Linked DNA regions of Homo sapiens: region 2 is linked to region 1. Evidence: read pairs that join two places in POLR2A ChIA-PET (ENCODE). Cell type or tissue: OCI-LY7. All regions are shown on one strand.

Region 1 (8,000 bases):
TAGGAGGCAGGTTGTAAATATCTTCAGAACTCTCCTAAATTTATAAGTTAATCAGCAGAAGCATTTGAAGATGTACCATTTATAGCAAGATCCCCCTAAAAAGAGAATCTTGCTGTCGAAAACAAAACTGAAAACAAGTGATGAGAAATCAAGCTACAATTTGAGTGTATGCTCTATGCTGAGTGTTACGTGCTGGTTTCCAGAAAAAAAGAACCATTGGTTCTGTCTGATCCCTTACAGCCAAGACATGAGAATTCTAGAACTCAGATCCTTAGAGCCGAAGGGACTCCGGGAGGTCTAGCAGCCCAAGTCTTGGAATTACACGTATATTTTCAATTCTTGCACTTAAAGAAAAGAAAACTGAGGCTCAAAGAAGTGGCAAGCCTTGCCCAAGGGGCCCCAGCTGGTGAGTACAGATTCAGATTGGCTGCCACCCAGAGCCTTTTCAACTGAGCCGCTGGTGCTCGGGCCCGTCTCCCCACCCGTTCAAGCTGATGTGATTTTCAGGGCTTACAAGGATTAAGGAATGACAGAGACAGAGAGAACTCGAGGGCTGCTGGAGGTTACATGCTAGTCCCTTTACCTGGGAAATGAAGACAGCCCCAAGAGGCTGAACAACCTGCCCCAAGTCACTCAGGAATGAGTGACACAGCCAGACCTGGAGCGTCTCTTCTCTATCATTGTCCAGTGACCTTTCTCTTTCTCAAAGGTCCCTCAGGTGTCTGGTGGCATCTCTGGTGACACCACACCTAGAGAGGCCTTAGGGTCCTCTTAGGGCTCAGTGAGTGTTAAATTAAAACCACACAGGGTCTGCAGGCCTCGCTGGGATGATACGTGCATGATTTCCCAGGCTTACTCAAGCAGCTTGAATGGTGACCCGATCATCACCAAAAGAGACTCCCTATCAATTCCCTGGAACCTGTGAATGCTAGCTTATTTGGGAGAAGAGTCTTTGCAGATGTAATTAAGCAAAGGATCTTGAGATGGTGAGGTCATCTTGGATTATCTGGGTGGGCCCTGAATCCAATGACAAGTGGCTTTACAGGAAAGAGGCAGAGGGAACTGTAACAGAGAAAAGGAGACAACACGCAAAAGGCGATGTGAAGACAAAGCCAGAGATTGGGAGGCTGCCACAAGTCAAGCAACACACAGAGCCATCGGAAACTGGGAGAGGCGAGGAAAGGCCCTTCACTAGAGCCTTCAGAGACAGCATTGCCTTGCCTGCACCTTGCTTTCAGACGTCTAACCTCAAGAACTGACAGAACTCAGTTTAAGAACTAACCTCAAGAACCTCAAGAACTGTTTAAGCTTGTTGCTTTAAGCCACCACTGCTACAGCTGACACAGAAAACTAATACATTTGTAAAGGGATAAAATAAATTCATCTGTGGATAAAATAAATATAAAAAACCCACAAAACCCCAAGGTTCACAGTATTTACAACAAATCCACCATCACAATATTTCACCACCACCAAGACCCAAGCATGAGAGGCCGAGGGAGGAGTGTGTGGAGACCGTCCTGCTTTGTGTTGGTAACCAAGCCAAACCGACTCACAAGCTGTCACACGTCAGTGTGATAACCCTGCAGGACGTTTTTCTAGCTCACACGCCCATCTAAGGACTACGTCTGCTGGGTGGAGGCTGAACATGGTGCAAACTACTCCCAGACGCCTCAACTCTGAAAGCCCCGCATGGAAAGTCTCCAAGTCTTAGGCCTCACAAAACGGCCTTCACAGAAACCTGAAGCCAATTTGAGAAGAGGTCTCTGCAGCCACAGTGAATGCCAAATGACTCAGGTCTTGAAGCAGAAAACAGAGTAAGCACATGTTTCTTCCAAATGGCATGTTCTTGGATCTAGCTTTATTTTAGATTTTCTTCCCCACAGCTGTTGAGCTAAATCTGAAGGGAATCAACACACACACACACACACACACACTCACACACTCAGACACACACACACACAGAGCCCTTTTCCCTCCCCAGCATGTTTTGGGGGAACACAGCTCCACATGTGGACTAAGAAGACTGCAAACACGGCTGTCACAAATGTGGGGACCACGTTCAGTATTTTCTCGTCTCTCTTTGTACAGCTGGACATCTGGGAAATCATTCTGATGTTCTATTGTTTCTTTTTATGAGGGCCAGGCTTGGTTGCTCATGCCTGTAATCTCAGCACTTTGGGAGGCTGAGGCAGGAGGATTGCCTGAGGCCAGGAGTTAGAGACCAGCCTGGACAATAGAGTGAGACTCCCGTTCTTTACAAAAAATAACAAAATCAGTTGGGTGTGATGGCATGCACCTGTAGTCCCAGCTACTCAGGGGGCTGTGCAGAAAGATAGCTTGAGCCCAGGAGTTCAAAGTTGCAGTGAGGTATGATTGTACCACTGCACTCCAGCCTGGGCAACAGAGCAAAACCTTGTCTCTAAAAAAAAAAAAGAAAGAAAGAAAAAAGAAAAAAAAAAAAGAAAAGAAGAAGATGATGATGAAGAAGGAAGAAAGATGAAAGAAGAAGGAAGAAAGAAGAAATTAGAAGGAAGAAAGGAAGAAGGAGGAGGGAGAAGGGAGGAGGAGGGAAGAGAAGGGAGGAGGACGAGGAGGAGGAGGAAGGAGGAAGAAGAAGAAAAAAGAAAGAGAAAGAAGAAGGAGGAGGAGAAGGAAATTTCCAAGTTGCCCCAACTCAACAGGTTTATTTCAGTCCTCCACAAGAGATCAAACTCAGGAATCCCAAGGGAAATGGCGTCAGGCCCCAATCAGGGCACTTCTGAGAAGAGCTCTCTGGGGAGGGATGAGGGATGGACTCAGGGCCAGGAGGGGAGGCACCAACCTCCTGTGCATCACACTCTGAGCGCTGTGATGGGACCGCTCGGACTCCAAGCTCCCCATCAGGTGGGTCCCATCCACCTTCTCCAACAGCCTTCCTGGGGATATGCTTCTTTCTCCCTGGTCAAGACACTAGTTTTGAAGTGTCCTTGGGTCAATAATTAAAGCTTTATTGGAAAGGCTATGAGAGAACTCTTTCCACCCTTCCTGTGTGTGCGGAGGGTGGGGGCCCATTTCTCAGGCTCCACTCCAGCTAGCACCACCATCATTTTGTGCCCAAAGTTCTGTAGTAGCCTCCTAGCTGGCCTGTCTCCACCCCAACTCCCTTCCCAGCCATTTAAAAAACATCTGAGCTGAAATGCACGTACTATAAAATTAAACATTTTAAAGTGAACAATTCAGTGGCACTTAGTACATTCATTCACAATGCTATGCAACCACCTCCTCTAATTCCAAAATATTTTCATCACCCCAAAAGGAAATCCTGTATCCATAAAGCAGTAATTTCCTATTTCCCCTTCCCCCAGCCTTTGGCAACTACCAATCTGCTTTCTATCTGTATGGATTTACCTATTCTAGATATTTTATATAAATGGCATCATACAATATGTGGCTTTTTGTGGCTGGTTTCTTTTACTTAAAGGCTCATCCTGTGGTTGGCAGCACTGCTTCAAGGCTGGATAATATTCCACTAGTTGGATACACCACATGTTGTTATCCATTCACCTGCTGATGGACATTGGGTTGTTTCTACCTTTCGGCTGATGTGAATAGGGCTGCTGTGAACGCGTGCGTACATAGATTTGAGAACTCTCATACGTTCTTTACACAACAACCTGGTCTAATCACATGACACTCCAGCTACAAGCAGTTCAATGGCTTCCTACCGCTTTTAGGGTAACACCCAAACTCCAGAATATGACTCTTGGGACCCTGCCCACTTCTCCAGCATCATCTGTCACATCGGTGCCCAACTGACGTTTCTTATGTATCCTGTGCTTTTCCTCACCTCTGAGCCTCTGCAGGTATTGCTCCCTCTTCCCAGAACCCTCTTCCTCGGGCTAAGAGGCAACTGCATTTGACCACAACCACACCCTTCTCTCCCAAATGCAATCAGCTGCCCACGTCCCAGCACACATCCAATGCTGGCCCCTCTGTGCTTCATGGAAAGGGTTTACAGTGGGATTTAGGGGGCTACACTGGGCCTTTGCTGTGAAACCCCACGGAAGAGACAGCACAGCCCAGAAACACCATGGTGGCGGGGAGGGGGGCCTCAGATCTGTGTCTGTGTCTCTGAAACGTGCCCTGCTGGGAAGGTGGAACATGGCTCCGTGGATTTAGCAGCCTGGTCCTTGACAAAGCAAGATGACAAGCTGCAGCACCTGTAGTCATCCCCCTAGTTGTGGGGCTTCCTGACCCACCTCTGCTTGGGCCATACTCTCCACGCTGGCAGGTGGGCCACAGATGAGGCAGTCTTACTTCTTCCTTGGACCTGGCTGACACCCCACAGGCCTGGGAGAAGTAGGGTAGCGACTCCTTCTGAACTCTGGCCCCAGAATTCTGTGTCTCACCCCAGAGGAACTGGCTCAGCCCAGAGGCAGAAGCCTGTGTGGCGGCTGCTGAGAAAGCAGGAAGAAAGCTCCCTAGCTGGAGGCGGTTGCACCTGAACTTGACAGGCTTCAGCTCAGCCCCGGCCACAGGGTGCTCTGGGTCACACAGGATGTGGTTTTTGAAGTTTGGGGAAGCCAATGCCTCTACCTTTCCCCCACCCTTCCTTTCTTAGCTTCCATTCTGAGCCTCTGCTCCCTGAATCTGCACACGCCCACAGATGCATGCATAGACATATGCACACATGCACACATGGATGTATACACACATGATTTCACACCCTTTTCATTTACTCTTGTCTAACTTCTAAAAATGAAAATGGTCTAATATAGCCTGTCCTACATAACTCCTACCAGAACCTTTATCATTCTTTTTTTTTTCCTGTGCAAATTCTCCATCATTCTAATTTCCACGTGAGCCTTTGAGGAGAGTGCAGCACCTTAATTCTTGAAAATAGTCACCTGCGACTACTTTCTTTCTCCACAGGTGAAAAAAAGATGGAGGAGGTGGGAAAGGGTCCCCTCTTGTTTGTTTCTGAGGGCCGCTGAGAAAGATGGCGGTAGCTATGAGGGAGCCGGTCTGCCACTTACCTCCAGGACTTTCCCTGTGATAAACTGGTGACACGCCTCACATTTCACCCCAAAGAGTCCCTGGTAGTCCTTTTCACAGTACGGAGCACCATCCCTGCAAGACAAAAACGTGTTCGGCTCCTGAGGAGGTGGCCAGGGGCTGGAGAAGACACCAAAACCACATTTCTCCAAGGCCTTTCCACAGAAGGGCAGGACATATTTCTCCCCTGCCCAGTGTTCACATGCCTGGCAATCCAGTCAGACCTGGCCAGACAGGATCAAAACCACAAACAAAACGATCCAGAGAGCACTCTGCGGCTCTCGGTGCCACACAGGCGAAACAGCCATGTCGCCATATGGTCACCCTTGCCGATTTTTTACTGTCTCAGAGCTAACTAGCAGAAAGCCTGGCAGCATTCTCTCTCCACAGGCCCCCTGGGCACGTAGGAGTACTGAGCCCACTGAGCCCACATAACAATAATTAATAAACCAGAGAAAGAATGGTGTTAATGAACCTGAAGAAGATACTGGCAAATCAATAGGCAATATCACACCTGAAGGCAAAACACTAGCGACAATTTCATTAAAACCACAATAAAGGCAAAGCTATAAAATATTGTTAATGTATATAATACATATAGTTATTAATATGACACTGAGGCCCGGCACGGTGGCTCATGCCTGTAGTCCCAGCACTTTGGGAGGCTGAGGTGGGTGGATCAACTGAGGTCAGGAGTTTGAGACCAGTCTGGCCAACATGGGGAAGCCCTGTTTCTACTTTAAAAAAAATACAAAAATTAGCCAGGTGTGGTGAGGTGTAGCTGTAAGTCCCAGCTACCCAGAAGGCTGAGGCAGGAGAATTGCTTGAACCCAGGAGGTGGAGGTTTCAGTGAGCCAAGATCGCACCATTGCATTCCAGCCTGGGTGACAGCACAAGACCCCATCTCAAAAAAAAAAAACAAAAAAAAAAAACAAGAACACTGAGCCCGTCAGATGTGGGCTCAGCATTCATTCCCCTACAAGGGGCCCACATGCCAGAGTACAGCCTCTGAACAGCCTGCAGACACCACCTCCTCAGCTCTCAGGAGGCCTCCGGAGCCCAGGGCCGCCTCCTTCAGCTCAGTCAACCTCCTTGGAGCACAGGAAAAATATTATATCCTGTGTGTGATTGCATGGAAAAGCTATAGAGTGCCACCCTAGACTGCCAAGTTACCCACCCCCGCATAGCTTGCAATGTTCCGTTAGAAGCCAGGCACCTGTCTTATTTTGTCCATAATGGTCACCTGAAGAGCTTCTTGCCTTTTCTTTTCTTTCTTTTTTTTTTTTTTTGAGACAGAGTCTTGCTCTGTCTCCAGGCTGGAGTACAGTGGTGCGATCTGGGCTCACTGCAACCTCCGCCTCCCAGGTTCAAGCAATTCTCCTGTCTCAGCCTCCCAAGTAGCTGGGGTTGCAGGTGCCCACCACCATGCCCGGCTCAGTTTTTGTATTTTTAGTACAGATGAGGTTTCACCATATTGGCCAGGCTGGTCTCGAACTCTCAACCTCAGGTGATCCGACTGCCTCGGCCTCCCAAAGTACTGGGATTACAGGCATGAGCCACCGCACCCAGCCTTCTTGCCCTTTCAGTGCAGGTGTTTCAGCCTTACCCTGGGCCTGTAGAATTAGATTTCTAGTGGGTGGGGCCCAAGCAACCTTTTGTTTGCTTGTTTGTTTCACTATATTTTTAAACTACATTCATTAATATTTTCGAATAGGTGATTTCATGTGGTTGGGGAAATGCATGAATTAATGAATGAATTTATTTGTTTATTTTTTGAGACAAGGTCTTACTCAGTTGCCCTGGCTGGAGTGCAGTGGTGCGATAATAGTTCACTGCAGCCTTGATCTCCTGGGCTCAAGTGATCCTCCCACCTCAGACTCACAAGTAGCTGGGACTACAGGCATGTGCCACCATGCCTGGCTTGCTTGCTTATTTATTTATTTATATTAGTAGAGATGAGGTCTTGCTATGTTGCTCAGGCTGGTCTCGAACTCCTGAACTCAAGTGATCCTCCCACCTTGGCCTCCCAAGTGTTGAGATTACAGGTGTGAGCCACCACGCCCAGCAGGAAAATTTTTTTTAAGGCATGAAAAGGTATACGGTGGAAAATTTCCCCTCATTGCCAGGCTACATTTAAAAAAAAAAAAGCCTCACTTCCTTAACTGTAGCTATTATCCACTATTATTGAACATGAGCCCATTTCCTGGCAGGCTGTTTTGTGCAGTCCTAAAAGGCCCACAACCTAGGCTTTGTGTGTTTTTGGGGAGCGTCTATGAATGTACTCCAGCCCTGGAAGGAGAACAAAGGCTTACTAGTTCCTCATAGGAGAATGAACAGCAACAGGGAAATTATTAAATGCTTAATTGGTAATGACATACAGTGTAACAGTGTCAGCTTCATTAATTGTTAAATTAGGCAATGATTAACATATCATTAGGTTTATAGTAGCCAAGGCAAAAGAATACAATTCTTTTCAAAAGTTTTATAGCAACAAGTTCATTATGATGGCAGGATGTGAACAATTTCAGCACCATTGATGGGGTGGGGCCCCTGAGACCAGGACCTGCAGAAGAACCACAACGCCCGGTGCCCACTGAAAGGAACGCGTGCCCGCGCCCAGCCTTACTTGCTGATGTACTCCCCGGTGAGGACCTTCCCGCAGGACTTGCATTTAAAGCACCCCAAGTGCCACTGCTTATCCAGCGCCAGCAGCGCCTGCCCATTCTTGATATCTCTTCCGCAGCCGGCACAATCTGAAAAAGAGCAGCCGCCAGTGGTTACTACACATTTCCTTTGCTAAATCCAAGCAGGCAGCCCAATTTCAACCCCACTGTGTGCCCATCACACACTCAATCAATATTTACTCAAGCACCATCTCGGGTCAGTTTCTTTCCCTGCACAAAATCTTTCTTGGTGAAGGCTCACAGGCTGCGTCCTCGGAAGGACACAGAACGGAAGCTTCA
Region 2 (8,000 bases), 850 kb before region 1:
TTGTTTGTAAACTGTTTTTCTTTAAAGTTTGTTTTATCTGATATAAGAGTAGCAACTTCTGCTTGCTTTCGGTTTCTATTTGTGTGGAGTATCTTTTTCCACCCCTTTACCTTGATTCTATAAGAATCCTTTGTATTAATTAGCTCAGCTTCTTGAAGACAGCAGACATTTGGTTTGTGATTTTTTTTTTAATCCATTCTGCCAATCTGTATCTTTTAAGTGGAGCATTAGGCCATGTACATTCAACATTAATATTGAGGTGTGACCCAATCATCATGTTGATTGTTACCTGGATACTTTGTTTTTTTTATTGTGTTATTGTTTTATAAGCCCTGTGAGTTTTGTGTTTTTGAGAGGTTCTATTCTGTTGCATATTGACCTTTTATTTCAGCGTTTAGAATTCCTTTTAGCATTTCTTGTCGGGCTGATCTGGTAGTGGCAAATTCCTTCAGCATGTGCTTGTCTGAGAAAGACTATATCCCCTTCATTTATGAAACTTAGTTTTGCTGTATACAACGTTTTTGGCTGAGAGTTATTCTGTTTAAGGAGGCTAAAAATAGGGCCCCAATCCTTTCTGGCTTATAAGGTTTCTGCTGAGAAGTCTACTGTTAGTCTGATAGCTTTTCCTTTGCAGGTTATCTGATACTTCTGTCTTACTGCTCTTAGAATTCTTTCCTTCATGTTGACATTAGTAATAGCCTGTTGACTGTATGCCTTGGAGATGTCCATTTTGCCATGAATCTCCCCGAAGGGCTTTGACCTTCTTGTATTTGGATGTCTAAATCTCTGGCAAGGCTAGGGAAGTCTTCCTCAATTATTCCCTCAAATAAATTTTCCAAAATTTTTACTTTTTCTTCTCCCTCAGGAACACCAGTGATTCTTAGCTTTGGCCATTTTACATAATCTCATATTTCTTAGAGACTTTGTTCATTTCTTTTAGTTATTTTTTCTTTATTTTTGTCTGACTGGGTTTATTCAAAAGCCTTGTCTTCGAGCTCTGAAATTCTTTATTCTACTTGGTCTAGTCTGTTGTTAAAACTTTCCACTTGTTTTGTAACTCCCTAAATGTGTCTTTCATTTCTAGAAGTTCTGATTGTTTTTTTTTCCTCTAAAGTATCTATCTCTTTAGAAAAATTTTCATTCATATCCTGAATTTTTAAAAAACTTTCTTTATATTGGTTTTCACCTTTTTCTTGTATCTCCTTGGGTAACTTAATAATCAACCATTTGGATTCTTTATTTGGTATTTCCAAGATTTCATCTTAGTTTGGATCCATTGCTGGAAAGCTAATGTGATCTTTTGGGGGTGTTATAGAACCCTGTTTTGTCATATTGCCAGAATTATTTTTCTGGTTCCTTCTCATTTGGATAGACTGTTTCTTCTAATTATTTTTGAATTTATTTTTGATTCAACCGTTTCTTTCTAATTTCCTTTTTTCCACCTTATGGATGTGACTTCAATGATTATAGCTTATTGTAACCTAATTTGGCTCTGGGTGCTTTTGGCGGTGAAGACTCTGTATAAGTTCCTTGGTTATAGAGAGTCTTTGTATGATGGTTTTCTCAGATGTAGTAGCAATGTGCTTCGTGTGTGAGCAGGTTGACTGTCTCTTGTGGGGTTGGAATGGCAAAAGTCTCTGAAGCTCATCCCCAGTGGTGTGCACTTATTTATTTATTCATTTGTTCATTCATTCATTCATTCATTCCTCCAGTATTACTGGGTTGAACAGTTCAGGCTTCAAGTCAGTATGGGAGTTGTCCCTGGGTAAAAACTGGGTGTGCCTAAAACAGGTAGATAAATACAATACCTAATGGAGGGCAGAGGTCCCAGCCTTGACGTAGGCGGCTGGAGAAGCTGTCATTGAAAAACACTGAGGTCTTTTCAGGGGGAAGGAAGGGGCTACCCCAGCTCCCATCCCAGGCCAGCAGGAGAAAAAACTGCCTCCCATTCACACTCCTGACCCAGTGTTCTGTCCATTCAAACCAGGCAGACACCACTTTCCAGCTGCAGAAATACTGATGTTCCATGTAGAGAGGGATTATAATTACCCCTCATGCAAGCCTGAACCTTGAGGGCACTTGTCCTATGAGGATGCAGTCACCCTGAAGTGTTCTAGAAAGGCTGTCTACAGATGCACCCATGCCACGCTCTTGTGGGAGAAGCCCAAGCTGTAGCTGCAGTGGTGGGTGAGGAGGAAAAGTCTCCTTCTCCAAGACCTGTCACAAGCACCAGGGATGCCTGACTGTTGTAGTAGAGCCACAGACTTTCCCTTCTGAGTTCAGCATTGCACCTGTGCCTCTGCTGAAAAAAACTTCCCACAAGCAGAAAGCTATGGGACTCAAGCTTTGCCATCTGGATTCTTTTGTCCCATGGGTTACTCCTTTGATGTGGTGCACTCCCCCTTCCCCTAGGAGTAGGAGCCCTGAGGGCCAGACTGTTGTGAATGCTGCTGCTTCTCTGGGTCTAGCCACCCAGTGGGGCTGCCACACTCCAGGAAAGTGCCGGGGAATGTCTGCAGGGGGTCCAGTGATGCGACCTGCCCTCAAATTTCCAGCAGTAGGTACCAGCATCTGTTCTGATGGGGGTGGCAGGGAAGTGACATAGACTCTGTGAGATTCCTTATAAATAGCCTTAGTGTGTTGGCTTTCTCACACACTAGCTATAGTAGGAATGAACTGGTCATGTGGACAGACTCAGGACCTACTGATTAGCTGGGGGTAATGCAGGCAGTGGTGACAGATGGGGTCATGCGTAAGTTTTCTCCTTCCTGGGTGCTATGTTATTCTGCCAGCAGATGCTGTAATGGACTGTGTTGGTTGGCCTCCAGGCAGGAAGTGGCACTTGGAAAAGAACACCAGCTGCGGTGGTAGCAGTGGGATTTGTGCTTCTTATGTTACCCAGGTGAGGTACTCTGGTGTCTCAGACAATGCGTGAGGCCATAGAGCTTCCCAAAGTTTCTGTCCTTTGTGTTAAGCTATGGAGTAGGGGGTAAAGGGGCAAAGCCAGGTGGGGGCTGGGTCACGTAAGTACATGCTATGGCTCTCCATGTGTGGGCTCAAGCAGAGGCCCCAGTGGGGATAAGAGGGCAGTCCTCTTGCCGCAGGGGTAATGTTCCAGGGAGGAGTGCAACTGCCTGTGCTGCACAGAAAGTCCACACAGGGAGTGGGGAGTAGCAGGTGACAGTAAGCTCTGCCCAGTTCCCATGCACTTGGCAAGGTAGGTCTCACACCGGTAGTGTTCCACTAGTAGCAGCTAGCTAGGTTCCAGGCATTCTGCTCTCAGAACTCAAAACTGCCCCAGGCCATAAGCCTTCCCAGTTGAGACATACCATGGCTTTCAGGCCACGCCCCTTCTGGTCTGCCTGAGAAACAAAGGTACCCAGCTCTTGTGCTCGTGAGTATAACCCACTGCCCACTCACCCCTCGGTTCTGGCCAAGGGGGTTCATCGTCACTCGAGATTATATCACAAATGTCAATTGGGAACCTCTCTCAACCTATGACAGACTACTGAGTTTGCTGGAAGATGTCCACAAGGTCACCTGTGAGGTAGGACCTGGAATGACTTCCTTCTATCCCTGCTGGAGACCGAGAGCACATGCAATGCACATCCCAATGCTATTCCTTCTCATGTATTCCCCAGTGCTCACTAAATCAGCTTCAGTGCTGGGTAGGGTTAAGACCTTTCCCTGTGGCCTGGATTGCCAAGTTCTCCAGTGGGAATGTATGTCCCAGAGACAGTTTATCCCCCTCACACTCCAGGGACTTAGAATTTTCTACCTGGTTCACAGTATAGGCTGCAGCCCACCACTTCTTTCAAAGGCTCTGTGGTTTCTTTCAGTTTTCCTATTAAGTTCCTGTGTTGCTTCTTGGAAAAAAGTACACAGCATGAATCTCTACACACTATTTTATCTTCCCAAGTGAGAGAGGCATGCTAACAATGCCTCCAATCTGCCATCTTGGAAAAAAATCAGTTGCTTTTCTTTTGCTGCTTTCAAGATTTTCTCCTTATCTGTTTTGACTCTTACCAGTGATTGTAATGTGTCTCAGTGAAGACCTATTTATGCCCAATCTGTTTGGGGTTCTTTGGGCTTCATGAATCTAGATGTTCCTTTCCCTCTCCAGATTTGGGAAGTTTTCTGTCATAATTTCTTTAAATAAACTTTCTACCCTTTTCTCTTTGCTCCTTCTGAGACACCGATACTGCATATATTGGTTCACTTGATGGTGTCCAATAAATTGCATAGGTTTCTTCACTCTTTTTCATTCCTTTTTCTTTTTGTTCCTCTGACTGATTAATTTCAAATGATCTGTTTTCAAGTTCACTGACTCTTTCTTCTGATTGATCAAGTCTACTGTTGAAACTCTCAATTGAATTTTTTATTTCAGACATTGTATTCTTCAGCTCCATAATTTCTGTTTCGTTCATTTATTGGTTTTTATTTCTTTGTTGAACTTCTCATTTTGTTTATTTGTTGTTTTTCTGATTTCATTTATTTGTCTGTCTGCTCTCTTGTTCCTCACTGGGCTTTTTTAAGATGATTATTTTGGATTCTTTGTCAGGTAATTCATAGATCTCCATTTCTTTGGGATCAGCCACTGGAGCTTTATTTTGTTCCTTTGGTGGTGTCATATTTCCTTGATTATTTGTGTTCTTTGAAGCCTCGCATTGTGTGTTCACACTTGAAGAAGCAGTCACCTCTTCCCGTCTTTATTGACTGGCTTTAGGAGAGAAAGACCTTTGCCAGTGAGCTTAGCTAGAGATTCTGGGGATCTCTCACACTTTTTCTCTAGATATACCTGCTCCACACCTCTTGTTCCCTCTTTGGGATTATATGTGTTCTCTCAGTCCTGCAAAGGCAGACCTTGTGCTAAAAGCCTCCTGCTTATTCCTTAGGGTAGTACCCTGAAATGTTCAAAGTTATATGTCTTCTCTCAATCCATCAAAGTTGAGCTGGCTGCTAATATCCCTACCTGCTGTTGAGATCCAAGCATTGTCTGTGGTTGTGTACAGACTGTTGTGCACTGAGGTACATATCAGCTGGTTGAAGGGGTACATAGGCAAGTTGTCCTGCAGGGTTTATGGGAGGGACTTAGGGTAGCATCCATGAGCTGGGTAGCAGAATCTATAGCCGGCTTTTGATAACCATACACTATTTGCACTCCTGCTGCTGCTTCTCCTTGCTCCTGGCTGCCCCAGACGATTCAGCCGTACTATTCCCCTCAGTGTTCTGGGTGGGATGAAACAGAAGTGGGTCTCCTAGACAACATCCTTTTGGGCTGGGAAAGCTGGGTGCTCACTTCACTCTCACTTCCCCCATGGGAGAATTGTGAGCTGGAGGGACCTCTCTTGGAACTGAGCTGTGCCACCTTAGGGGAGGGGTGATGTGGGTAAAGTGAGCTGCTCTTATTATACTCTTTGATGCATCCACTCTTCGATTTTTTGCTCCACCAGTGTGCTGAAACCTCTCAGTGGACTCCTGTGGCCTCACAAAAGTATTCTTGTCCATAGGTGTAGTTGCCAAAATCAGTATTTCTATATAAGAATGAAAACTGGAACCTCCTATTCCGCTATCACACTGACATTTCTTCTTTCTTTTAAAAATAGTGGTTATATTGTGTTGTCATCATATACCCTAGATTGAGCCTTTAAGATTAACTTTAGCAAAAGGGCCAACTTGATTAACACCACATATCAAAGTTAGTGTCTTTGTCTGGTGGATTTTTTTAAAACTTTGACTTACTAGTTTTGAAAATATGTGAGTGTGTATTGTGTTAATAACAGTCTATATTGGAAAGTAACTAAGTCTATGTAAAGGAGACAAGAGAGGCTATCAGGTATTTTCTGCATGTGTGGCCTTATGCTTATCTCCTCTGTGAGTTATCTCCATTTTTGAGAAACTTTGGGTTCTAATCTGAAAAATCTGCCTCCCAACCAGAAACACATTGGTGATGATGAAGGGAGGCTCATGATGTGTTGAGAAACAAGGTGACCATCTGACTTCCCATGGTCATTGTAGAGACCTGGCAGTAGGACTTTCCCTTCTTAGCTCCCTCCCCTCTTCCCAGTTCACCCTCAGATAAGCTGGAAGGTGACACCATAATGCCATTCGGAGTGCAAGGCCACTAGGTTGTCACTTTGCCTCCTTGGACACCTCCTTCTGAACTGCATTCCTTCTCCCCACCTCCAAAAGTTATTACTTGTGCTCAGCGGCACAAAATATTCTGTAAAGTAGATGCCTTCTTGTTTTCCAACTTAATGACAGCATCCCTGGGTGAGCCCTAACTGGAATACAGAACTGCACCTGACAACCGCGGCCTGCTCAGTGAAGTTGCTCAGGGATTGTATCAGAGGCATTTGAACCGGAGCAACTCCATATTGAATAGGGGCTGGGTAAAATAAGACTGAGATCTACTGGGCTGCATTCCCAGGAGGTTAAGGCATTCTTAGTCACAGGATGAGGTAGGAGGTTAGCAGAAGGTAGAGGTCATAAAGACCTTGTTGATAAAACAGGTTGCAGTAAAGAAGCCAGCCAAAACCCAGCAAAACCAAGATGGTGACAAGAGTGACCTCTGGTCACCCTCACTGCTCATTATACACTAATTATAAGCCATTAGCATGCTAAAAGACACTCCCCCCAGCACCATGACAGTTTGCAAATGCTATAGCAATGTCTGGAAGCTACGCTATATGGTCTAAAAAGGGGAACTTCCTTAGTTCCTGGAATTTCCCACCCCTTCCTTGGAAAACTTGTGAATAGTCCACCCCTTGTTTTAGCATATAATCAAGAAATAACTATGAGTATCCCTAGTCCAGCAGCCTAAGCTGCTGCTCTGCCTATGGAGTAGCCATTCTTTTATTCCTTTACCTTATTAATAAACTTGCTTTCACTTTACTCTATGGACTCACCCTTAATTCTTTCTTGCGCGAGGTCCAAACCCTCTCTTGGGGTCTGCATCAGGACCCTTTTCTAGTAACAGTTGGGACCAGGTAGAAATTGGAGTCTGAAGTTTCTCTTTATTCCTGAAAGTTGATCCCTGATCCCTTCATGGGGAAGAAAATGGGACTTGATTTAGGAGAAGTGATTCTAATACTGGCCAGGTGCAGTGGCTCACACCTGTAATCCCAGCACTTTGGGAGGCCAGAGTTTGAGACCAGCCTGGCCAACAGCCTGGCCCTGTCTCTACTAAAAATACAAAAAAAAATTAGCCAGATGTGGTGGTGGGCACCTGTAATCCCAGCTACTCGGGAGGCTGAGGCAGGAGAATCACTTGAACCTGGGAGGCGGAGGCTGCAGTGAGCGGAGATCACACCATTGCACTCCAGCCTGGGCAACAAGAGCAAAACTCCATCTCAAAGACAAAAAAAAAAAATGATTCTAATACTGGCTCTGCCTTGGGCCAGCCACATCACCTTTAGCTAATTCTTTCCCCTTAGGGTGTGTGTTTCATCCAGCCTTCCATTCAATTAAATATTTTAGTAAGCACCTTCTGTGTTCCAGCTACCTCTGCCATAATGAACTTATATTGTCTTATAGGAGCCAAACAGCAGAGCGCAAATAAACAAGCCACATACGAAGGCTATGCGGGAAATGAAGGCAGAGGGTGGGGGTGGAAAGGGCCAGGTAGTAAATATTTTTGGCTTTGTGGCCATCACTCAACTCTGCTCGTAGAGAGGAAACAGCCATAGGCAATACATAAATGAATGGACATGGCTGTTTTCTAGTACAACTCTATTTACTGAAACAAGTGTTGGGCCATAGTATGCTGATTCCCAGACTAGATCAGAAAGGGCCTTAAAATCCAAGGAGATGGCTTTAGATTTGTACTTATAGTTAATGGGGATCTCTTGAAAATTCTCAAGCTGGAATGTAATTTGATGGAAATCTATTTTGTGTAGAACCGTGTAAAAGCATCTGACATAGAAAGAGAGCCTAATACCCCAGGTTGTCGCTGCTTTTGAATTGCGTATGAGCACTTTGTGACCTGCTAGGAATTTAGG

Evidence for each region. Peaks named below come from ENCODE experiments on the same cell type or tissue, not always from the same donor. Only the 100,000 strongest peaks of a DNase experiment are listed, where the experiment ranks them.
Region 2: POLR2A ChIA-PET joins it to region 1 with 5 read pairs; 2 of 35 experiments call an interaction of 5 or more read pairs at or near these places.

The regions. Positions count from the first base shown.
Region 1 is chr10:114,539,987-114,547,986 of GRCh38, forward strand. ABLIM1 (actin binding LIM protein 1) reads right to left here. Exons shown (of 23, transcript NM_002313.7): 5 at 7,664-7,790; 6 at 5,019-5,112. Among named protein-coding and RNA genes, the nearest start is that of ABLIM1, 110 kb to the right of the region's middle. RefSeq lists enhancers at 1,167-1,216, 1,567-1,746, 4,218-4,327. In OCI-LY7, no CTCF peak of the experiment used is centred here; DNase peaks (open chromatin) are centred at 2,095, 2,335 and 4,495; H3K4me3 peaks cover 2,483 bases; H3K27ac peaks cover 4,361 bases.
Region 2 is chr10:113,689,169-113,697,168 of GRCh38, forward strand. All of the region lies in intron 1 of CASP7 (caspase 7), which reads left to right. Among named protein-coding and RNA genes, the nearest start is that of CASP7, 13 kb to the left of the region's middle. In OCI-LY7, no CTCF peak of the experiment used is centred here; no DNase peak of the experiment used is centred here.